2 separate regions of the Mus musculus genome follow, and region 1 is linked to region 2. Evidence: chromatin contacts called from ENCODE Hi-C or POLR2A ChIA-PET data. All regions are on one chromosome and are shown on one strand. Each heading gives the region's core, a stretch centred on a gene start or an enhancer-like site at or near the end of the contact. The rest is flanking DNA. Distances are from core to core; before and after follow the strand shown.

What was found. Hi-C counts contacts between places; a loop is a spot of excess contacts on that map. ChIA-PET counts read pairs that join two places held with the same protein, here RNA polymerase II (POLR2A).
Region 1: a map of regulatory T cell shows a loop between it and region 2 (2.1-fold over the local background). The contact joins two enhancer-like sites. A Hi-C loop is called at or near these places in 1 of 37 maps with a recorded cell type or tissue (regulatory T cell). POLR2A ChIA-PET finds 5 or more read pairs at or near these places in 2 of 5 experiments (both embryonic stem cell).

Annotation. Positions count from the first base shown.
Region 1 is chr19:46,617,261-46,621,992 of GRCm38, forward strand. The region is part of intron 2 of Wbp1l (WW domain binding protein 1 like); the gene reads left to right. Among named protein-coding and RNA genes, the nearest start is that of Wbp1l, 21 kb to the left of the region's middle. Within about 2 kb of position 1,909, at least 2 of the 3 ENCODE cell types and tissues checked have a DNase peak (open chromatin) inside an H3K27ac peak, as active enhancers do.
Region 2 is chr19:46,522,046-46,526,736 of GRCm38, forward strand. No RefSeq gene overlaps it. Among named protein-coding and RNA genes, the nearest start is that of Trim8, 23 kb to the left of the region's middle. Within about 2 kb of position 1,925, at least 2 of the 3 ENCODE cell types and tissues checked have a DNase peak (open chromatin) inside an H3K27ac peak, as active enhancers do.

The DNA of each region.
Region 1 (4,732 bases), core at 659-3,158, 95 kb after region 2:
GACTTTTATCGAGCTGCTCAGACCTTAGAAGAGGAGCTAGGCTTGGGGTGGGGGAGGACGGACATGAGGAGTCGCAGGAGGGGGTGGAGCACCACTAGGAGGCTTTGTGCAGATGCTGGGACCCATCATCCCGGGCTGCTTCAGGTTGGGATGCTGCGAGCCCTTGCCTTGGGTCAGCCATCACTGCATTTGCTTTCCCACCAAAGAGTGGACCACGTTATTTTTGTCTTGCCCAAAGTTTACATAAAAAGTGAACGAAGTCAGCTTTGGTGGAGCCCAGGAAGCCCCAGTCATGCTGAGGGAGTTCCATTTCCTGTGGCTTCTGGGTGTGAATCATACAGGTGATGTGACCTGGTCTCTCTGTTGTTTCCGTTCTGTCACGATCCTCCTATTACAATTTCCTCCAGTGCTACAGTTGGAGCTAGGGTCTCACACCTCTCATGCAGCAGGCAAGCACTCAATCCCGGAGAGGCATCCCTGGCCCTTTTATTTCAGTGCGGTTTAGGATACGTGAAAAGTCTCTGCAGACGGCTTGCTAATTCCCATGTGATTCTTGGCTATGCACCTCTTTGGTTAGATGTATTTATAAGGTCAGAAAAACACCCAGATTTTGGCACAAAAGTAGACTCTTCTGTCCCCCTTGAACAAGTCGTGCTCCTGGAAGTGTCTGTTCTTCGTCAGTGATGCCTAGAGTCACCAGGAGCTTCAGTAAGCTCTAGACCCAAGATAGCAGACACCCACCCATCAAGTGAGTGTCTGCGGACTGATCGTTCCAGTCCAGAAGCATTCTCTTACTGGGTTGCAGAAGTGGGAACTGTCAGTGAGTTTTAGCTTGTGTAACTCTGACGTCCTTCCCTCCATGAAAACATGGAGATTAAAGCAGGATCCGAGGCCCATGCCTATCCCAGCATGAGGGGAAGGCTGAGACCGTAGGACCACTGAAGGGCATCCTGAGCTACATGGATGCCACAGGGACCTCAAAGTTGTAGTAATCCTCCTGCCTCTGCCTCCCGAATACTAGGCTTACAGACACGCACTGCCTTGCTTTGATTCTTGCCTCCTTTTCTTTCTTCCTCACATGTTCTGTGTGTGTCCATCATACTGGGCTCCACAGAGTGTGCTTACCCCCCATACACACACACACACACACACACACACACACACACACACACACGAGCTCCTCTTCCGTTCTTGCAGCTGCTTCTTGCGCCATTCTTCCTCAGGAGCTCTTAGGCTGACGTCTCTACCCAGCCCTTTTCTTTATTACGCAGCGCCTGTGTTTGTCTCCGTGTGTGCTTGTCTTTGTCCAAAACCGGGTAAGGAGGGTGAGGAAACTTCCCGCTTGCTTTGACAGCACATAGACTAGAGCTGTCAATCAGAATTCTTCATCACACTTCCTCCTGGTGGCTGGAGGCAGCTGTTGGGTATGAGGTTCCCAAATGAGTCTGGGAGACAATTTTAATTTATATCAAAATACGATTTCTGCGTGCCAAAGCCATTGCGGAGCCACGTAGGCCTGGGTGAAGTGCTCGCTCCATCTCCTGGGGCTGGGGGGGGGCACCCTAAATGAGTTACCTCATTTCACTCAAACTTAGGTTTTCCCATCTGGGACATTGGGACTCTCAGTCTCTGCTGAAGCTTCCTTTTCTGGAGATGTGAATGTTACTTGATGTGGAGCGCGAGGCTACCTATTGCAGCTAAGGACTCTGCTCAGCCACCTTCCCTGAAAGGCCCGGAAGAAGAGAGGAGTCTTGGGCTTTCAGGATGCTTTGAGGAAGGAGCAAGTCGTGTGACTCACAGAACTCCTCCGTGTGTGTGCGCTCGCGCGAGGTGTACGTTTCCTGCCTCAGCACGTATGCTGAGCGTCTGCCCTTGTCCAGCTCCCGGACACAGATAAGCCAGGATTCTTGGTTTCTGGCAGCTGAGCAGACTCCTGCGTGGCCGCTTGGCAGCAGTCTGTGAATGTTTGTCTGGGGTGCAATCTGACCCGTGGCATCTCCCACGATAATCACTTCAGGATCATTTTGTTAGCGCATAGCTTTATGCGTATTGAGAAGTGCCCCCACCCCCAACTTCCGTGCTACTCTTTTTCTTCAAGTGAATAAATGGGTCTGTGCTCGACGCTAAGAAAAATCAAAAGTTTGGATGTTTTGTGTTGCCCAAACCTCTGGAAAGGAGGCTGTCTTGGGGGCCTGCGAGAGCACCTACTGCCCTGAGGCCTGGCAGCTGTCCTGTTCTGACAGCGCCATTCTCTCTTCACATCCTTGACTGACAGACACCCCTAGACCTCCACTCTCCTATCAGAGGGTCCCATGACCGCTGTTCCACAATGTCCCAGGAGTATCTCCAGCTTGGTCCTGTATGGGCACTGTTACATATTGAGAACAAATGAGAACCTTAGACTTGGCCGGTCATTTACCTCATAGAACTCAGTTCGCAAACTGTGTGCCAAGGCCATGACTACCGCGCACACTGCTGTCAGCCCCCGTGTGAGTCTTCTAAGGCATTCTTCAACCCCACCAGGCTGTCTGTATGCTCTATGCTTGACAGTCACCTTATCCTCACAGCTACTTCTTAGATCCATATTTCTCCCTCTTGGTAGCTCTGGTCTTTTGGTATCTTGACTCTTGTATCATAAAAAAACCCCTTAAAGCCAGAGCCTTCATTTAAAATCTTACTGTCCCACAGCTAGCTGAGTGCTGTATGCTTCAGCTACTGCCACCAAGTAGGGACAGTCACCCTATATCCTGGGTTGTGGCGTTGAGGTAGAGTGCCTGAGTGTGACTCAGGTTACGATAAAACAGATAACCTGAAGTGTAAATAGAGATGTACGCATTGTCTGGAAACACGCTGTCAGAAGGCTTAGACCACATCAAAGAGTAATGTCTCTGAATATATATGCTGTTGCAATATGTCTCAAAATAGAAAGCTAACCAGAACCCAAGGGGTAAGGGTTTTTGGCAGTGCTATCTTGGAGGGTTCTCTGGGGAGGAGAGGGCTGAGCCAATAGGACACTAACAGCGCTCCGGGGCAGCAAGCGGTGTTAGCTTAGAGCATTGTGACAGCTGATCCTGCCTAGTTCTAGTGTAGTGTGGCTTCCTTTTTAAGTTGGTAAGCTCTGCGTTCAATTTAATTCTGCCTTGACAGGAAGATGACGGAGATTACTTGAGGGAGGACTTTATTTTGGGCTCACTTTCCACTATGAGCCTGGATCACTTGAGAAAAGACTCTCCCAGCCCCACCCCCAGCCCGGCAGCCATGGCCATCTTGCTCCTTAAAACCCCAAAGGACCGGGTTGTGGTGATGATGTTTGTCACTGGGTTGTAATATTTCTAGGGCATGGCAGAAAGTGAGCTCACCTCCCTGAGAGTGCCTGAATTAGCTAGCCCCCCTTCTTTTCTGTCCTCACCCCCGGATCTCAGTGTTTAGGGACGGTTAGTCACCAGCGGGCTGAGGCAAGAACTGGGTTAGTGTGAACACTTGTCAGCACTTTTTCCAGAGCATTTGATGCTGTTCTTGGTAAAATGCCTCCTTGTGCTCAGACATGTATAATCTTAGATGCGCCCCGGCAGCCCCTTGACTAGAAGCCCTGTCTGGTGCAGGATCCACAGAAGGTTGATCCTGACAGTTTTACTCCTTCCCAAGTCGCCATTGAAGTTGCCATTGATGAATATTGTTTAGAAATGCAGGGGTTGGACATATGGCTCAGTTGGTAGAGAGCTTGCTTGGCATACGTGATATCTTGGGTTCTGTCCTCACCACCACAGGTGTGGCACACCCTTCTGAGCCTAGAGCCAGGAAGGTGGAGGCAGGAGCGTCAGAGGTCAGGGTTCTTTTTAGCTGTATATAGCTGTATATAGTGAGTCTGTGGCCAGCCTGGGCTGTATGAGACCCTGTCTCAAAGAGGGCTGCGGTGGAGTGCAGGCATGATGATGGCCCGAGCCAGCCTGCAATCCCAGCATTCGGGAGGTAGATACAGGAAGATCAGGGCATCCTTGGCTAAGTGTTGAGTTCAAAGCCAGTAAGGGTTATTTGATATCCTGCCTCAACCCCCACTCCCATCAAACAAAAAGAAATATGCAATAATTCTGTAAGCCATCAAAGCAAGGCGTGGGAGTTATCTAATGGTGGTATCCCTGGCGCTGGGAACACTCACTGCCTGGCACTCCGTGGGTGGTCAGTGGGTGTGAGATAGATACCCAGGAGCATTGACATCATAGCACTCTTTCCCGAGAACTGCAGGTGCCCGTCTGTCTTGTGTGGTTGGTACAGACTAGAGCTGTCCAGGAGAGACTGGAGACGTATTTCCTAGTTTGCTTGCCAAAGTTAAATTGTGTTTAACATGTTTTCTGGTTCCCAGTGGTTGCCAGGAAACTGAGGAAATGAGGGGAAGGGGTTGAAAGCCAGCTCACTGGTCTTTGATGTCCAGTCTCATCTGTCTGGCAGTTCAGCCCGTTTGTGAGGGCTTACAATGGACTGAGTGTATCTTGAAAATACATTATTTGCCCCAGCGTGGCTCTCTGGGCTCCAGACACCCACAGAGATAACCACTCAGTATACCAGCCTTTTGTCTTCTCAGCAATAAAGTAGGGGGTCTGTCCTTACAGGAGTCTCATGTAATGGCTCAGCCTGCTTGGTATATTCATTTTCTTGTCAGGAAAGTCGATGTGACCTTGGCCATCAGCTGTGACCTGGAGGGAGCACACTGTGTCTGGCTGGAGTCTGATGGTCA
Region 2 (4,691 bases), core at 675-3,174:
CAACAGTAAATAAGTAATCATGGGTTAGCAGCAAATACCACCAAGGAAAATGAAAGTGAGTTAGGGGGTGGGGCTATGAGAAGGAGGGGGGTGGTCTGTAGGTTCTTATACAGGGAGCTAGGTAGGTAGGCTCTACTGAGCAGAAAACTTCAAAAATACTGGGGTGATAGTAGCACACACTTTCAATGCCAGCACTTGGGAGGAAGAGGCAGGCAGACCTCTGATTTTGAGGCCAGCCTGGTCTACAGAGCAAGTTCTAGGATAGGACAGTCAGGGCTAAGCAGAGAAAACACTGTCAAAAAGAAAGAAAGAGAGAGAGAGAGAGAGAGAGAGAGAGAGAGAGAGAGAGAGAGAGAGAGGAAGAGAGAAAGAAAGAAGGAAGGAAAGAGAAAAAGAATGAAAGGAAGGAAGAAAGAAAACTTCAAGAATGTATGCATGTGAGGGTCAAATCCGGAGCTATTTGAAGCAATAGCAAGCAGGGCGGGCGGGAGAAATGAGCTCGCAGCTTTCCGGCAGAAGTTCATTTCAGGAAGAGTCAGGGGGTGAATGTGGTTGGAAAGAGTGAGGGAGGAACAGGGTAGTGAACGATGAGGTCATCCAGACAGTGAGGGAACTTGAGGCCACTGTAAGAGTTTTGCTTCTGCTCCGGAGATACTTGCTCAATGAATAAGGGCAGGAGAACCAAGTTCCTAACCTAAGCAGTGGTAGCCCTCAGCTTCTACGCAGGCGGCGCTTAATCATGTCCCAAAGGAGAGATAAAACAGAGAGGCACAAAGGAGAGAGACGTTCACTCTTGGAGCAGGTGTGGGAGTTCTAGCGGAGGGCAAGGAGGAGAGCTCATTTAGAATGTAGGGTCCGGGCTGGTGAGATGGCTCAGTGGGTAAGAGCACCCGACTGCTCTTCTGAAGGTCAGGAGTTCAAATCCCAGCAACCACATGGTGGCTCACAACCATCCGTAAGGAGATCTGACTCTTCTGGAGTGTCTGAAGACAGCTACAGTGTAGTTACATATAATAAATAGAATGTAGGGTCCATGTGGTGATCCAGTGGCTATATAGAGACTCTGTTTGAAAAGAGAAGGAGGAAGAGGAAGAGGAAGGGAAAAGGAAGAGGAAGAGAAAAGGAAGAAGGGGGGTGAAGGAAGAGGAGGAGGAGGGGGAGGAGGAGGATTTGTTTTGAGCTTGAGAGCCCTAGAAACCTGGAAAGCAGGTTTCAGGCAGGGGACTGCCTTTTTGCACAATAGCTCTGACCTCCACAGGGAGGAGGGGCCAGAAGCAGGAGAGAATGTGGGGAGAGATAAGGAATACAAGCCACTGTGGATATGGGGGCTTAGAAAGGACCAGGGTCAAGGGTGGGAGCCTAGTTCAGGCTTCTCTTCCTGGTTTGTCAACCCTGTGCCCAGAGTCAGCAGAAAAATCTCAGCTCTAGGGAGGAGGCAGCACAGAACCCCAGGCTGCTGAGGGAGCAGGGCAGGCAGCAAGATGCCATTGTGTGCCTGCAATCAAGAGGCTTCAGAGGAAATCAAAAGCGCCAACTGGATGTGTGCGCACTGTCTTACACTCGCTCTCAAATACACTCACACATTTGAGTGCGTACAAACGCGCGCGCACACACACACACACACACACACACACACGCACTTCTGCCTCTAAATGGGTCAAGTGGAGGCTGTGGTGTGGGTTAGCCAGGGAAGGCTAGGACGTGGGGTGGGGGTGGGAAGAGCAGCCTGGGCCCTGGTACCCGCTCACTCTCCTGGCACAGGAGATGGCGGCAGCTGCAGAGTGGAGTGGGATGTGAGGATAAATATACACCTCCCATGCATATGGATAATGCCCACAGCTGCCCTGCCTGCGCAGTGTTCATTAGGACCAACTGTTTCAGGAGCAGTTCAGGCAGGCGGGAGGGTGCATGCCCATTCACGGGCTCAGGGCAGGGGGGCTGCCTGCAGCTGTGCAGGCCCCGCCTCCTGCCTGGATCAGCATATCCCAGCCGCGGAATGAATCCTGCTCCCTCCCACTCTCTCTCTGCCCAACTCACTGCCCTGCTAGTTCTTGCAGGTCTTAGGGTGGAGAGAGGCCGAGAGCGAGTCAGGATGAAATCTATCTCGGGGGCTCGGTGTATTGAGGGGAAGAGTCGGGCTGGATTAAGTCAGTCTTCTGGCTTCAGGATGGGCTACTGGTGGCAACCAAAGATGATCCCCTCTTTTCCAAAAAGCCATCTGTGGCAGGGAAACTGCTTTAGCTCTGTCATCTGGGAGCTTAAGGGAAGTCCCAGCCCATCGGACTGGAAAGCCCCAGATCAGCCACGTTCTGTGTATGGGGGCTGATGTGGGGACTGTTGTTCTTCCCTGATTCTGACCTTTTGGTGCAAGTAAGACAGGGAGGGAGGCTGGTGGGCTCTGAAGAGTGTACGGAGATGGGATGGGGAAAGCAGGCGGGGAGGAGCTAGTGACACAGATAAGCCATTCCTAAGGATGAATGTGAAGTTTGTGCCCTACACATGGATACCTGACTGAAAGAAAAGGCCAGGATATGCTAGCCAGTGTGTGAAGTCTGTCCAATGTGGGTCCGAAGGAGGAAAATGGAGACAGATGACAGGCCTCTTTGGGCTCTAGTTTTCAAGACTGCTCAGCAGGCAGAAGCTGTGGGTGTGTGGAGGGGGCGTGTCTGTCCTGCAAGCCGCTCTTTTTCCTCCCCTCCCTTCGGGAAGTCAGAGTGGACGGTCAGGACTGCTGCTCCAATGACCTAGATCAAACTTGGCCAATCTCTGGTTCAGACTGGAAGCAACAGACTTAGCCCAGAACCCGCTCCCAGCTGAGCCCAGCTGCTTTCTTTTGTTTTTAAGGGTGGGGCTGGTTCCTGTTTGGCGCCCTGTGCTGGTGGCCTTGGGAGCAGCAGCTAGGGGAAGGTCCAAAGGCCGAGTGAGGTCATCCCTGGCCCACCTTACTGTGCCTTGGAGGCCTGTCCTCCAGGTGCTCCTAGCCACTGATGGTCCTGATGGAGAGCCAGGGCTTCCAAACGAGGAGCCAGCAGGAGCCCAAGCTGCATGCGGGCTCCGGCTCCTGGGTGCTCCACACTCACTCCTTGTTGGGAGCACGTTTCCTGGGTGCTCCACGCTCCTTGTTGGAAGCACGTGGCTGTGGTGACTACTTAGCAGAATCCACTCAGCCAATCACTAGAAGAGGCAACAGTTTGTTTGGTCCCCAGCCCCCCAGCTTCAGGTACCCCAGCCAAGACTTCTGCCCACTCCTGCACCCCATTTGCTCTCTAAAATTCTGTCATTAATATTTAATTTCTTTAGCAAGGGCTTTTTGTCCCTGGAACACCGCACTTCACACTAAGGAAGGAAATTGCTCTGTAGTTCTTTGTGAAGGGGATTCCTGTGTTCTTTCTTTCAAAACAACTTTTTTTATTTTTTAATTTTTTAAAAGATTGCTGTTGTTTTATTTTTCACATATTGGTGTTTTGCCTGTATCTATGTCGGTGCACTGTGTGCACCTGGGTGCTTTGCAAGAACAGCCAGTGCTCTTACACACCAAGCCAGCCCTCCAGCCTTCTTTCTGGGCTTCTAAGATCACAGCTTTGGAAGTCAAAAAGGAACTGGGTTAGTGCCAGCGTAGAGGCAGGAGGATCTCTGTAAGTCTGAGGCCACTCTGGTCTACATAGTGGGTTTGGGCCAGCCAGAATAACATAATGTGAGCCTGTCTTTTATCGATATTACGATGATGATGGTGGTGGTGATATTTTTTGTGTGTGTAGCTGTGTAAGTGTTTCAGAACTCTCTTTGTAGACTAGGCTAGCCTTGAAATTGGAGATCTGCCAGCCTCTCTCTGCCTCTGGAATGCTGGGATTAAAGGTATGCACCACCATGCCCAGTGAGCCGGCCTTGACTCCTCTGTCTCCTTCTTGTGAGATCTTGGACAAGTAACTCAGTATCTCCAGTTAATAGTGTCCTTGCCAAGGTTAAGTAAGATTAATAAATAAGTTGTTTCTGGGGCAAAAGGATACTGACTTAACTGTTTTTTTCTCAGCTGCCCCTGATGTGTGGAGGTCTGGTTGCTGGTTACAGACTGTATTTCCACAGGTCCATGCCTGTGACTGGTTCTCAGAGTGTGCACGCACGCACGCAGGCACGCACACACACACACACACACACACACACACACCTCTATCCACCAAGCGCTGGACCAGCAGATGCTCTGCAGGGAACAGAAGCCCTTTCCCTCCTCCCTGCCCTGCTGGTGGTGGCTGCAGCATCTCTGCATTCTGCAGTGTTGGAAAAAGAAATTACAGAACAGATTGCAATTGGGGGGGGGGTGAGGGGGGCACAGAGGGCCCTAAAAATGCAGCTTGACTGAGCACTAAACTGTGTTTTTGCCTGGAGCCAATCAGGAGTCTCTGATGAGAGCCTGTTCCCACTTACAAATCTAATTGCAGGAGGTGTGGTTGGGGTGGCCCTGGGATCCTCAGAGAGAGAGGGGGGTCTGCCAGCCCCTCCGGGAAGGCTGGCGGCAGGCAGGCAGACTGCTTGTATGTTGCTTTGAGAGTCACAGAGCCACACAGGGTTAGGAATGGAGGTGGAGGCAGACGCCTTGGGAGTCTGGGAAAGTGCCAGATTATTTTTGTTATAGCTGCAGAGATTTCACATACATTACACACCGAGCATAACTACTCTCGAATCCTCCTAGTTCT